Linked DNA regions of Homo sapiens: all the other regions are linked to region 2. The links are chromatin contacts, found by Hi-C or POLR2A ChIA-PET in ENCODE. All regions are on one chromosome and are shown on one strand. Each heading gives the region's core, a stretch centred on a gene start or an enhancer-like site at or near the end of the contact. The rest is flanking DNA. Distances are from core to core; before and after follow the strand shown.

Region 1 (4,696 bases), core at 1,983-4,482, 390 kb after region 2:
TAACCCTCACAGGCACTGTGTGAGAAAGGTAGTATTATTATTTCCATTTTGCAGATGAGAAACTGAGGTGCAGAGACCTAAAAGCCCAAGATTACATAACTAGTAAGTGGCAGAGCTGGGTTTTGAATCCCGATCTTTCCTGTGCCAAAGCTTTTGCTATGAATAAATCAATAAGTGGTTGCTGGGATCATGGGTCCTGGGGAGAAAGTTCTTTCTTCAGAACCTCCCTTATATGTCCTGGGTTCTTCCTTCCAAGGGTTTGTGGTACTTGGAATCAGCATTAGCCCTTAGGAGCAACTCAGTAAAGGCCCTTCCTTTGCCTCCAGCAATCTTACAGCCATGATTACTTTTCACAGGAAGTGGTGTTTTTGAATATTTTTTCTAAAAATAAGCTATAATTTATTAGAGGCCTTTGAAGACCGGGCCAGGCATTTCAGGACACCCATGTGCCTGCCTGCAGCATAGGAAATTAATCAGAACCCCAAAGTTCCTCCCCTCCTTCCACAGGCCAGTGCTCTAGAAATGCCCAGTGCCTCATTGCAGTTCTCCTAGAGGATTGCAGAGATGCCAAGGGCGGTTTAACACAGATCCACGTCTCTGTAAAGAAGGTGAGAGGAGAAAGGCATGAAGCAGAAATGGGTCAGCTGTGCTGCAAAGAACTCTCAGAGAGAACTACACGCTGACCCCAGCTTGGAGGCATGCTGAATGGCAGAGATGCCCTGGGGCATCATCAGATGTGACTCTGCTGAATCCATCTGGGGTCTGCAGACTGGAGTGCTGGTTTCCATTCCAATGGGAATGCTTTGCAGGGCCACTTTCAGCAAGCCTCTTCCTTTCTCAAGACCCTAAAGTCTTCCATATGAAATGATTAGGTGGATTGTTATGAGGTGCTGTGTGGTGTTAATAACTAGAAATAATACTGATTATAGTAGTTATATATAAAAATACATATATAAATCATACAGTAATTATATATATATATATATATTTTTTTTTTTTGAGACAGGGTCTCGATCTGTCACCAGGCTGTAGTGCGGTGGCATTATCATGGCTTATTGCAGCCTCCACCTCCCAGGTTCAAGGGATCCTCCCACCACAGCCTCCTGAGTAGCTGAGACTGCACGGGCACCACCAGGCCTGGCTAATTTTTAGTATTTTTTGTAAAGACGGGGTTTTGCCATGTTGCCCAGGCTGGTCTCAAACTCCTGGACTCAAGTGATCCATCCCCCTGGACTCAAGTGATCCTCCCAAAGTGGTGGGATTGCAGGCATGAGCAACCGCGCCTGGTCAATATAATACTACTGAAAATAAGAATGACAGGGGCCTGATGTGGTGGCTCACGTCTGTAATCCTAGCACTTACGGAGGCCAAGGTGAGTGGATCACCTGAGGTCAGGAGTTCGAGACCAGCGTGGCCAACATGGTGAAACACCGTCTCTACTAAAAATACAAAAATTAGCCAGGTGTGGTGGCAAGTGCCGGTAATCCCAGCTACTTGGGAGGCTGAGGCAGGAGAATCTCTTGAACCTGGAAGGCAGAGGTTGCAGTGAACTGAGATCGTGCCACTGCACTCCAGCCTGGGCGACAAGAGAGAAAATTCGTCTCAAAAAAAAAAAAAAAAAAAAAGAAAGAAAAAGAAAATAAGAATGACAATCATATTGTTCATATTGTTTGTGGAACACTGTGCCTGATGTTTTCCATACAGTATCTTAGGTAATTTTAAAACAAACACCACAAGACTATATTATTATCCCCATTTTATAGATGAGAAGACAGGCTCAGAGATGGCTATTATGACCCCAGAACATATGATCCCAGGGTTTTCTGGCATCAGAGCTTGAGCTCCACAAACATGTGTGGGTTCTGACCTCCAGGAAGTGCTAAGAAACAAATGGGAGGTCAGTTCTTTATAAGTTGTAGTGTTCATGCCCACGTGAGGGTTAAACACAATGTTATTGGTTATTCAGAACAGGGAGGATTGCTTTCTGGCTGGGAGAAGCTGGGAGGTGAGACAGCAGGGGAAGAGCTTCAGCAAAGGGTCAAATGTGGGAAAGCAGTGGGTGTGCTAAGAGAAGTTTGGATAAACTTTGTGTGTGTGTGTGTGTGTGTGTGTGTGTAAAGGTAGGAAGTGATCATACCAGGCCAGGGCTTTGGCCTTTATTCCATAGGCAATAAAGAGCTTACACAAGAGATGTCTCAAGAGACCAACCATGCTGCTGTAGTCAGAGAGGAAGCAGCCCTCAGCCCATCTGTGTCCTGGCTTGTGAATGCTGCTGCGTGCCAGCGTGTGGGAGGGCATCCGCAGCGAGAGCAGTCTCTGGCTGTGTCCTGTACTATGCTGGGTGTGGGTCTTGGGCTGTCTTTGAAGCCTTCCTCCTGGCTTCTCAGGGCACTAGGTGCCTTTTAGATAGTAGACTTAAAGGAAGTATGTCATAGAAGTATGGGAGGGGATTTTGAGATCATCTGGTTATTCCCCCTTCCCATTTTAAAGAAGATGAAAATCGGGAACATAGATGGGAAAGTACTTGTCTAGCATCACACAAAGAATTAATAGCACAGTGGGGGACGGGAACCCATGCCTCCCGAGTCTGAGCTGAGTTCCTTCTCTGCATTTGCAGAGTAATAGAAATAGGATTTGTTGAGTGATTATTCCATATCAGGTTCTAGGCTAAGCACCTTTCCATTGATTATCTCATTTAATCCTCACAACCCTACTGAGAGTGTCCCGCTTTTTTCTTTTTCTTTTGAGACAGGGTCTCACTCTGTCACCCACGCCGGAGTGCAGTGGCACGATCACGGCTCACTGCAGCCTCGACCTCCCTCGGCTCAAGCGATCCTCCTACTTTAGCTTACCGGCGGGCGCCACCACTCCCGGCTAATTTTTGTATTTTTTATAGAGATGGGGTTTCGCCATGTTGCCCAGGCTGGTCTCGAACTTCTGAGTTTAAGCGATCCGTCCGCCTCAGCCTCCCAAAGTTCTGGGATTACAGACTTGAGCCACCACGCGGGCCGAAAGTGTCCCTCCTGAAATCGAGAAGTCTTGTCTTCCATTTCGATTTCCCAGGGCGCCTAGCACAGGACCCAGCTACGGAGGCAATAAAAACTTGGTGGAGTCTAAGTCCTGGGAAGGGAAAAAAAGGACGGAGGGGGCGGGGCCTACAGACAACCCCGCCCATCACAAAGACCCCGCCTTCCAGAACGCTGACGTCACAATTTGGCCCCGCCCCTCATTGTCAGTCCCGCGGAGCCAGAGGAGGCGCCGGTCGCTGGCAGCTGAGCGGCGGAACCCTTCGCTGGCGGGAGCGCGGTTCGGGGCCGCAGAGGTGAGGGTCCGTGAGGCGGCGGCGGCGGGAGCGCGGCGCGGGGAGGGGAGGGCGGCGGGGTTGGGAGGCCGGTCCCGGGTGAGGTCGGGGCACCCGCGGCCACGGGGCAGAAGAAACCGCGGGCGCAGCCGAGGAGAGATGGGGTGTGGAGTTGGGGGAGAGTTGGAATGGATTTTGGAGGAAGGGCTCAGGAGGAGACCTTTTGGGGCGAGACCCAGCACATGTTTGTGGAGTTGGAGGAAGAGACTCTGAGGAGATTTTTCCTCGGGAGGGGGAGGGAAGGTTCTGAGGAGACTTCTTGGTGGGAGCGAGACTCTGAGGAGAAATGTTTGGGGCAGAGACGCGGAGGAGACATTTTCGAGGGGGCGGCGAAGAGTTTCGGGGGTAGAGTTTGGGGTTGGGGGAGGGGGCGCGGGCCGACAGGGGCGGGGGGCGACGAGGCGGCCGTGGAGGGGGCTGCGCGGGGCCCGGCGGGCACCGGAGGAAGGAAGTGATCAGACAGGAAGGGCCCGGGAGCTGCAGCAGCAGGAGGAGGAGGGCGGTTTGGGAGCGCGTCGGGCCGGCGTGCGGGGCCAGCTGCGGGCGCGGGGCGCGGGCCGCGGGCCGGGCGGGGAGGGGTCCCGCGGCCGCCGCAGCTGTCGGCCGCGCCGGCCCGCGTCCCGGGCGCTCTGCTGGTCTCGCAGCCAGACCGCTGGGCCGGGAAGGAATTCGAGGCATTCGCTTTGTTTAAGTTGCCAGTAGACAGTCCTTAGGACTAATTAATGGTGGAATCTGCAGGGGGACGCCGGCGAGCGGGGCCGGGGCCTCCCCCCGCCCGCCGCGGTGAACTTTCCGCAGCGCGGGGCCCGCCTCCCGGCGCACCCCCGGCCCCCGCCCAGCCGCCCGGGCAGGGAAGGAGCCATGGCTTCCCGGAGCGCAGGAATGAAGTGCGGTTTCTGGGGCTGGTGGCCTCTGGCTGCGGAGCCTGCCTGCAGGGAACCTGGCGACCCGCAGCGGCCGCGCTGGGGCTTCGGAGCCCGGTTTAGAGCTCTTGGAGGTGGCTGCGGTTTCTGTGCATAACCTTGGAGGAGCCTCTGTGAGCCGAGAAAGACCATCTTGCTTTGGAGCATCTGTTTCTTCATCGCGTCAACCCCTTTCCTAACACTGCAGAGCTTGTTGTGGCTTGTTTCGGGAATGCCGAGGCCAGTGCTCACCCTTGCGGGTGGGAGAGGGGAAGAGAGTAGGCACCCCCAAAACCCCTGTAGTGTGATTTCCAGAAGGCCAGACTGCCTGCAGCTCCACCGTCGCACCTTCACTGACTTGAATGACCTTGGGAGAAGGATTGCGCTGCTGAGCCCTTGGTGCCTTATCTGTCGTTGGAGGAGAAAATACTCT
Region 2 (4,596 bases), core at 2,097-4,596:
TGGCAGAGGAAGATTGAGTTCCTGGAAATGCTTACAAAATGATTCCTGACACTGGGAGGAGATAGTTAGAAAAAAGAAGAAGAAAAATTATACACATATATAGATAAAGGAAGAAGGTGGAAAGAAAGGGAATAGACAAAAGAAAATAAAGAACTAAAAGAGAAAGAAAAAAAAAGACTTTAAAGGGCCCCAATTGAAGCAACATTATCAAGTTCTCAGCATCTGCAATTCACAAGCCGCTCGCGGTTGGGGCGATGCAGACCCCGCCCCTTTCTCGGGTGTCCGGCGCTCATTGGTGGGGGAGGCAGTCGCCGGCCGGTGACTGCCCGAGGAAAGGTTGCCTGGGACACGCATCCCTGTGTGAACGCATGACGTCCCACCCTGGCGCCAGGCTGTCTGGGGCTGAGTCTTAGATCAACACAGCTGTGGGACCGGGACCCACAGCTGGGCAAAGGAGCGGATTCCTCAACAAAAAATAGGATTGTGAGAAAAGTTCTGAAACAAAAACAGCGCAGACAAAAGCCTTAATGACATCCTTTCATAAAAATAAAAAATGCAAGAGGGGGGAAAAAGCTGGTAAAAGGAGCAGAACTGGGAACAGAAAGTTCAGAGGCATTTGGAATAAGAGGCTGAGGCCCCACCACTGCTAAACAAGTTGCAGAAGGCCTGAGCTAGCCTGTCCAGTCTGCTGTGGGGAAAAAGAAGTCTCTTGGGTTTAAACACTATTCAGTGTTCCTAACCATAACCTGCTTCTTTCAGAATTAGAATCTTAGGCTAGAGAGGACCATTAAAGGGCACTTGCTTCCTCCCAACCTACCCACTATCTTTTTTTTTTTTTTTTTTTTAAAGAGAAAATGAAGCCCAGGAAGGGAGGAAATTCGTCCAAGGGCACACTGCAAATTATTGGCATGCACAGAACAGAATTTTGCTTGCTAATTCCACAGCATCCTTCTGCCTTATGTCACACAGCCCATGGGCATTTCAGCCTGGAAGCATCCTGGGAAATAATAAATGCGAAGGTGCTTTGCAAACCTAAATCACTATACAAGCCTGAGGCATCAGCTGCAGTAGTAGAGGAAGGAAAAGAAGGGAGGAGAATCTGGGTAGACTGAGCACCTTCCACACAACTGGCCCATGCTGGGTCCCCCAGGCAGTAAGAAGACTAAGATCAGATGGAGTGAACACATCAAGTGCTTTGCAGAGAAGAGGCATTCAATAATTATCGAATGAATGAATGAGTAGACCCAATTAGTTCCATTTTATAGATGGGAAAATAGAAGCACCCAGGATAACTCAGCCAAAGTCTACACAATTAGTTTAAACAAAAAAAGAAGAAGAAGAAGAAGAATGGGCATTTGCACAGAAATCTGCCTGGCCCGTGATTTTTCTAGAACCCTCTGGACTTGACCGTTTTGCCACAGAAGTCTGCAAGATAGGAAAAGAAGGATCTTCTCTTCGGTTATTCAGGAGTTCCTACAGCCATTATTTTGCCTTTCCTGACCAAATAGCTGGCACTTGACGGCTGTAGCATGTAAAGACTGACTTGCCCACTCACAGGTTTTCTTCCTCTTTTCTTACTGAAGAGCCTGTCCTTGAAAAAAACATTCCAGGAAGAAATCTTTCTTGGGCCACAGAGCCCTGTGGTTTGATGGAAAAGAACGAGGCTTCAAGACTGGCTCTGCTATTACTTGTAGTGTGACATTGGGCATGTCTTAAATGCCTTCCTTGGGCCCCTCAGCATCTTTCACCTACATATCCAAATTTCACACAACCTTGGACTTCTACAATTGGAAAGGATTTTAAATAATCACTTAGTACCATCGTCTATTTTACTCACAAGGCAATTAAAGCCAGAGTACCTGGGCTTGTTCAAGATTACATGACAAATTATTGTCAGGGCTAGCATGATGAACCCAGGGCTCTCAATTCCCAGTCAGTGTCCTTTTCAACCGTTTTGCGACTCTCTTTGGCTCTGAGCCCCCCTTGTCCTGTTAATCAGTGCCACACATTATCGAACTCTTGTTTCCTGTGTTAATCTTGTCTCCCCAAATTGTGAGATTCTTGAAAGCAGGAGCCACTGTTTTATGCGGAGGGACTCCATAAATATTCACCAATGATTCATTAGGAAAGCAACTATTGGGGGAATCCCACTTGGTCATTTCCAAAATGGAAAGCAGCATCTTGGAAGTGCAGGTCCCCAAATGTCTAGGGAGGTGACAAGAAGGCAAGCAAAGAATCAAAGAATACTGAGCACAGTGTCCTGTTGCAATACAGGACTTAGTTTGCCGGCCCTCTGGTTCCTTTCCTGGTCTTTCAGATGGAGCTGGAGCTACTTCAGCAGGGCTAAGAATAATCAAGTCCAGGTGGCCTGCCCTTCCATAGCAGAAAGGGACAGACAATAGAGCAATGAAATTACCACTGTTTTCTACACAGAGGTGTGTGGAAAGTGAAGAGAGGGGAAGTTAAGAAATTTGCTGACCCAATTGGGTGGGGGGGGGCTCTTAAAAAGGTTTATGTAGAAATTGTCCCATCTGTGCCTCCATATTTAAAACCTTGTCCAAAATTCTAATTGAACTCACAAAGCACAACTGTGCATATATTTAGTTCGTTATGGAGTTTATGGGGCAGAGGGTCCAGGCTCCTTTTTTCCCCATGCAAAAAGCATGGGCTCAAGCTTTCTTCTTTTCCCCTGTTGCTCAAATAAATAGTGTTCTTTGCTCAAACCCCCTTTCCCTCCTCCTTCTGCAATCTCAGCGCCTAGCGCAAATCTGTTTTCTTCATTGTAACCTCAGCTTCACCGCAATTAATTTTTTTTCCCTCTGGTCACAAGATAATTCCTGACGCCAGTGAGTCTGGAGGTCAGACGAACAGCAAATTGGGGAACAAGGCGGCACTAATTCCTTACAAGTTTCCCTTGAAAAATCTTTCGCTTAAAAAAAACGGGGGGTGGGGGGAGCTTCTTTGCTGTTCAGGGATTTATGACCTCGGAGGAGCTGTGGCTCGAACCAGTGTTGGGCTAAAGGCGGACTGGCAGGGGGCAGGGAAGCTCAAAGATCTGGGGTGCTGCCAGGAAAAAGCAAATTCTGGAAGTTAATGGTTTTGAGTGATTTTTAAATCCTTGCTGGCGGAGAGGCCCGCCTCTCCCCGGTATCAGCGCTTCCTCATTCTTTGAATCCGCGGCTCCGCGGTCTTCGGCGTCAGACCAGCCGGAGGAAGCCTGTTTGCAATTTAAGCGGGCTGTGAACGCCCAGGGCCGGCGGGGGCAGGGCCGAGGCGGGCCATTTTGAATAAAGAGGCGTGCCTTCCAGGCAGGCTCTATAAGTGACCGCCGCGGCGAGCGTGCGCGCGTTGCAGGTCACTGTAGCGGGACTTCTTTTGGTTTTCTTTCTCTTTGGGGCACCTCTGGACTCACTCCCCAGCATGAAGGCGCTGAGCCCGGTGCGCGGCTGCTACGAGGCGGTGTGCTGCCTGTCGGAACGCAGTCTGGCCATCGCCCGGGGCCGAGGGAAGGGCCCGGCAGCTGAGGAGCCGCTGAGCTTGCTGGACGACATGAACCACTGCTACTCCCGCCTGCGGGAACTGGTACCCGGAGTCCCGAGAGGCACTCAGCTTAGCCAGGTGGAAATCCTACAGCGCGTCATCGACTACATTCTCGACCTGCAGGTAGTCCTGGCCGAGCCAGCCCCTGGACCCCCTGATGGCCCCCACCTTCCCATCCAGGTAAGCCTCGAAGTCGGGACAGGGCTGAACACCCAGGCAAGGATGCTGCGGGACCCTCGGAGCTCCCGATTGCCTCGCGTAACTCTTCCCTCTTTTCCTCTAATCAGACAGCCGAGCTCACTCCGGAACTTGTCATCTCCAACGACAAAAGGAGCTTTTGCCACTGACTCGGCCGTGTCCTGACACCTCCAGGTGAGTATCTCCTCTCTTGGAGAGGGAGGTTTAAACGGCAAGTCCTGGAGTTGGCAGACGTTTTGAAAAATTGCCACTCACTCGGTTTAGGGAAACTGAGGCCAGAGAGGGACAAGTGACTTGCCCATGGTTGCATCAAATGAATGGCAGAGTCAGTTTCCATGTGATGTGCATTTAAGCCTTAAATGCGCCTGGGCCCTGCCCTCCCGCAGTGGCCGAGGGTCTGGCAAAGTAGACATGGGTCCGACTAAATACAAGTCTTTCTGTTCCATGTTGTATAGGGAGCTGTCTTCGGCAGCCCCCTCCCAGCTAGTGTCAATTCCAAGTAGGAGGGGTAGCGCAAGCTCCGCCTGTGGTCTTTGGCGCCAACTGGGTGGGGGCAGCGTGGGGCGCGGAGTTATCAGCTGGAGGTACAGACCAAGTTTCCTCCCTGGCGCCGGCCAGTCTGCGGACGGCCCCCGCCTCGGCACGCTCGGCGGAAACTGACTGCTCCTTGGTCTTCTTTCCTCCCCCGCCCAGAACGCAGGTGCTGGCGCCCGTTCTGCCTGGGACCCCGGGAACCTCTCCTGCCGGAAGCCGGACGGCAGGGATGGGCCCCAACTTCGCCCTGCCCACTTGACTTCACCAAATCCCTTCCTGGAGACTAAACCTGGTGCTCAGGAGCGAAGGACTGTGAACTTGTGG
Region 3 (4,142 bases), core at 1,465-3,964, 460 kb before region 2:
TTCTAACCATGCAGCCGGAAGCTATTTTATACTGTTATCTAATGTGGGCTTTGTTCCTGAATCTTTCCGCCCATTTGGGAAGCAGGTAGGACATTTGAAGCTCATTCCCTCAGGAAGTGATGGGGGATACAGCAGAACAAAGAGTCCATTCTTAGCTTTTGAGTTTCAAATAGACCTTTGAAATTTATGCCAGAGAGCATATTTGTGGGGGGAAATAGGGGCAGGAGTTGAATTTTTAAATCTAAAGCCTAGGCCAGGGGCAGTGGCTCACATCTGTAATCCCAGAGCTTTGGGAAGCCAAGGAGAGGATCACTTAAATCCAGGAGTTTTGAGACCAGCCCGGGCAATATAGTGAGACTCTGTTTCTACAAAAAGTAAACAAAAATTCACCAGGCATTTGTGGAGTACCTACAGTCCTAGCTATTTAGGAGGCTGAAGTTGGAGGATCACTTGAGATGGAGAGTTTGAGGCTGCATGAGCCATGATCGCGCCACTGCACTCCAACGGCGACACATTGAGATCCTGACTCATAAAATAAAATAAAATCTGGCGGGGTCCAGTGGCTCATGCCTGTAATCCCAGCACTTTGGGAGGCCGAGGCGAGCGGATCACCTGAGGTCAGGAATTCCAGACCATCCTGGCCAACATTGTGAAACCCCATCTCTACTAAAAATACAAAAATTAACCAGATGTGGTGTCACTCGCCTGAAATTCCAGCTACTCGGGAGGCTGAGGTGGGAGAATTGCTTGAACCCGGGAGGTGGAGGTTGCAGTAAGCCAAGATGGACTCCAGCCTGGGTGACAGAGTGAGGATCCATCTCAAAAAAAATAAAATAAAATAAAATCTAAAGCCTGATAAAAGTTTGTGTCTCAATAAATTCAGCGTGATGAAGTACAGCAATAGCAGCTTCAAGATTGAGAGGAGAGGGGCAAGTTGGGGAGGAGGGAGAGGGTTCTTAGGTGTGTCACTGAGAAGAGGCCCTGTTCCATGTCATGCTAGTTCCCTGGCCCATTCTCAAGGGTAAGAATGATGTCAGACCCCATCAAGTCTCACTGAGGATCCAAGAGCAGAGAAGACCAAAGGCGGATGTTCTGGGAGGCTCCTGCAGCTCAAGCTTTGGGCCCTTTACTTGCACCGGCCTCTTCCAAGGCTCTGGACCTAATTTCATATTAATGGCTTTTATTTTCTTTAGAGAAGACCCCTAGAACTGCTTCAGGATCTGCCCCTGAAGAGGCCCTCAGCCTCACTTTCTCAGAAAGAAGCCCAGGACACTAGCCTGTTGGACGTAAGACCACAAGGAGCAAAAACATACCCTGGCTGAGGCCCCAGATCAACCAGCTCCCAGCCAAACCCCCAGCCGACTGCAGTTGCAAGTGGTCTCGGCCAAGACCAGGAGAAGAACCATCCATCCCACCTCAAATAGCTGACCCACAGAATCATAAACAAATAAGACAGTGTTGTCATAAGCCACTAAATCCAAGAGTGTTTTGTTATACAGAAATAGATAACTGATGCAGTGAATTTGGACAAGTCATCAAAAAAAAAAAAGAATTTTTGGATGAGTCACTTTATTCACTCAAAATAATATTTACTGGGAAAAAAAGTGAAGGGCGGAAGAATACGCCACCCCAAAATATGCTATTTTGGCTTAAGAATTATTTTGAGTTAAAGGCATGAACACTGACATTTTTTCTTTCTGAAAGCAAATTCCCAGTGACAGTTGTTCTTTCAGGACAGGTGCAGTGGCTCACACCTGTAATCCCAACACTTTGGGAAGCCAAGGCAGGAGGATTGTTTGAGTCCAGGAGTTCAAGACCAGCCTCGGCAACATGGTGAAACCCCGTCTCTATTAAAAATACAAAAATTAGCTGGGCGTGGTGGCACATGCCTATCATCCCAGCCACAAGGGAGGCTGAGACACAAGAACTGCTTGAACCCAGGAGGCAGAGGTTGCAGCGAGCCAAGATTGTACCACTGCACTCCAGCCTGGGCCACACAACAAGACTTCATCTCAAAAAAAAAAAAAAAAGCTGGACACAGTGGCTCACACCTATAATCCCAGCACTTTGGGGTGCTGAGGCGGGCAGATCACTTGAGGTCAGGAGTTCGAGACCAGCCTGGCTCTCATGGTGAAACCCCATCTCTACTAAAAAAATACAAAAATGAGCTGGGCATGGTGGCGGGCACCTGTAATCCCAACTACTCGGGAGGCTGAGGAAGGAGAATCACTTGAACCTCGGAGGCAGAGGTTGCAGTGAGCTGAGATCGCACCACTGAACTCCGGCCTGGATGACAAGAGCGAGACTCCATCTCGAAAAAAAAAGAAAAAAAAATATCTTATGTTAGCAGGGCTCTCAAAGGCAAGCACTGAATATAACAACTGGAATGGAAAAACTGAAAGAAGCTCTTCTAGTACCTAAGCAAAGCCATCCTCAATCCTAAAGCTGGGGGGCCCTGGAGTACCCTCCCGAGAAGTCTTTCTTACCCAGGATTCAGTGTACACAAATTGAAAGACTGAGGGAATGAGTAGGTTTCCTAACTCAGTTCTCCATGCCAAAGTTCATCCTCCTACGGGCTGAGAGCAGGGTAGAACTATTTCAGGCCCAACGTCAACATCCTTGAGAAATTCTTATCTGGAAAGAGTGGGGAGGTCGCCATGGCAACCTGTCCCAGGCCCAGCCCTGGCACAGCTCCAAGGCACACAAATAAAACCATTGGAATGTGGTGCAGGGCTCAGGGCGGGATAACTAGAAAGTTGCCAAGTTTCCATGAAAACCAACAATGTGAGGCCTCAGCCTCTGGAAGATGTCAGTAGGGAAGCTTGGGTCCCCACAGGGTCTACCCATGGAAATATAACACATTCCTAAATAGCACATATGTGCGCGCACACAGCATCACACGCACACAGCCTGCTTGGACGACAGCGACACTGCTTCTTGAAAAAGAGCCTTGTTGAAAGGAGAGCACTGGCCTTAGAGCCAGACAGAGATTCCAGTACCCGCCCTGTCAATTCCTGGGAACCCCAGGTCAGTTTCTGAACAAGTTATCCTCGTGGCCACCTCCCTTGCCTTCTCCATGTCTTTGTTCCAAGGTCATCTCCATGAGACATTTCCTGGTTACTTTAATTATTTATGTATTTATTCTATTTATTTATTTATTTATTTTTCTTGAGATGGAGTCTCGCTCTGTCGCCCAGGCTGGAGTGCAATGGCACGATCTCGGCTCACTGCAACCTCCACCTCCAAGGTTCAAGCGATTCTCCTGCCTCAGCCTCCCAAGTAGCTAGGATTACAGGCATGTGCCACCATGCCCAGCTAATTTTGTATTTTTAGTAGAGGTGGAGTTTCACCATGTTGGCCAGGCTGATTTTGAACTCCTGACCTCAGATGATCCACCTGCCTTGGCCTCCCAAAGTGCTGGGATTACAGGCATGAGCCACCTTGCCCAGCCGCCCTAGTCACTTTAAATCAAATTGCAGGCTGGGCACAGTGGCTCACGCCTGTAATCCCAGCACTTTAGGAGGCCAAGGCGGGTGGATTGCTTGAGGTCAGGAGTTCAAGACCAGCCTGACCAACATGGTGAAACCCCGTCTCTACTAAAAGTACAAAAGTTAGCCGAGCATGGTGGTGCATGCCTGTAATCCTAGCTACTTGGGAAGCTGAGCAGGAGAATTGCTTGAACCTGGGAGGCTAAGGTTGCAGTGAGCCGAGATCATGCCACTGCACTCCAGCCTGGGTGACAGAGCAAGACTCTGTCTCAAAAAAAAAAAAAAAAAAAAAAAAAAAAACCAGAAAGAAATCAAATTGCAGCCTCACGCATCCCCCACGCTCCTACTCTTCTTTATTTTTCTCCATGCTCTTAGCACCACCTGACATGCTCTATATTTTACTTCCTTAACTTATTTATTACCTTGTTAATGTCACTTCCACAGGGACAGGGATTTTTGTCCCTTTTGCCCATGCTCTACCTCCAGCACCTAGAAAATACCTGGCATGTAGTAGGTGCACAAGGAAGATTGTTGAGTAAATGCATGTAGTTTTGTCATTAGCAAAATAGGAGTCATTCTACCACCATAGGGTTAATGTGAGGGTTGAAGGAGATGCTATGGCATTAGTGCCCAGTCCTTAGCAGGGGTACCAGT

Evidence for each region. A loop is a pair of places that touch in the nucleus more often than their neighbours do. ChIA-PET counts read pairs that join two places held with the same protein, here RNA polymerase II (POLR2A). Pooled maps may share reads with other maps.
Region 1: a loop to region 2 is called in a pooled map, with 6 times the contacts of the local background. The contact joins the promoter of LUZP1 here to the promoter of ID3 in region 2. A Hi-C loop is called at or near these places in 2 of 168 maps with a recorded cell type or tissue (B cell and sigmoid colon), 1 of 37 single-sample maps with no recorded cell type and 8 of 50 pooled maps. POLR2A ChIA-PET finds 5 or more read pairs at or near these places in 2 of 52 experiments (HepG2 and WTC11).
Region 3: a loop to region 2 is called in a map of ascending aorta, with 4 times the contacts of the local background. The contact joins the enhancer-like site here to the promoter of ID3 in region 2. A Hi-C loop is called at or near these places in 1 of 168 maps with a recorded cell type or tissue (ascending aorta) and 8 of 50 pooled maps. POLR2A ChIA-PET finds 5 or more read pairs at or near these places in 1 of 52 experiments (OCI-LY7).

Annotation. Positions count from the first base shown.
Region 1 is chr1:23,167,392-23,172,087 of GRCh38, reverse strand. LUZP1 (leucine zipper protein 1) reads left to right here and starts at 3,232. Exons shown (of 4, transcript NM_001395462.2): 1 at 3,232-3,322. RefSeq lists enhancers at 2,338-2,387, 3,463-3,994, 3,995-4,526 and silencers at 3,033-3,092, 4,084-4,223.
Region 2 is chr1:23,558,251-23,562,846 of GRCh38, reverse strand. It overlaps ID3 (inhibitor of DNA binding 3), which reads left to right and starts at 3,346. Exons shown (of 3, transcript NM_002167.5): 1 at 3,346-3,720; 2 at 3,828-3,912; 3 at 4,432-4,596. The coding sequence starts at 3,421. The coding sequence ends at 3,887. All of the region lies in intron 2 of LOC124903876 (a long non-coding RNA gene), which reads right to left. RefSeq lists silencers at 3,033-3,279, 3,147-3,406 and an enhancer at 4,347-4,476.
Region 3 is chr1:24,017,528-24,021,669 of GRCh38, reverse strand. All of the region lies in intron 1 of LOC105376863 (a long non-coding RNA gene), which reads right to left. Among named protein-coding and RNA genes, the nearest start is that of SRSF10, 39 kb to the right of the region's middle. Within about 2 kb of position 2,714, at least 31 of the 41 ENCODE cell types and tissues checked have a DNase peak (open chromatin) inside an H3K27ac peak, as active enhancers do; they include ascending aorta, where a contact is called at or near this core.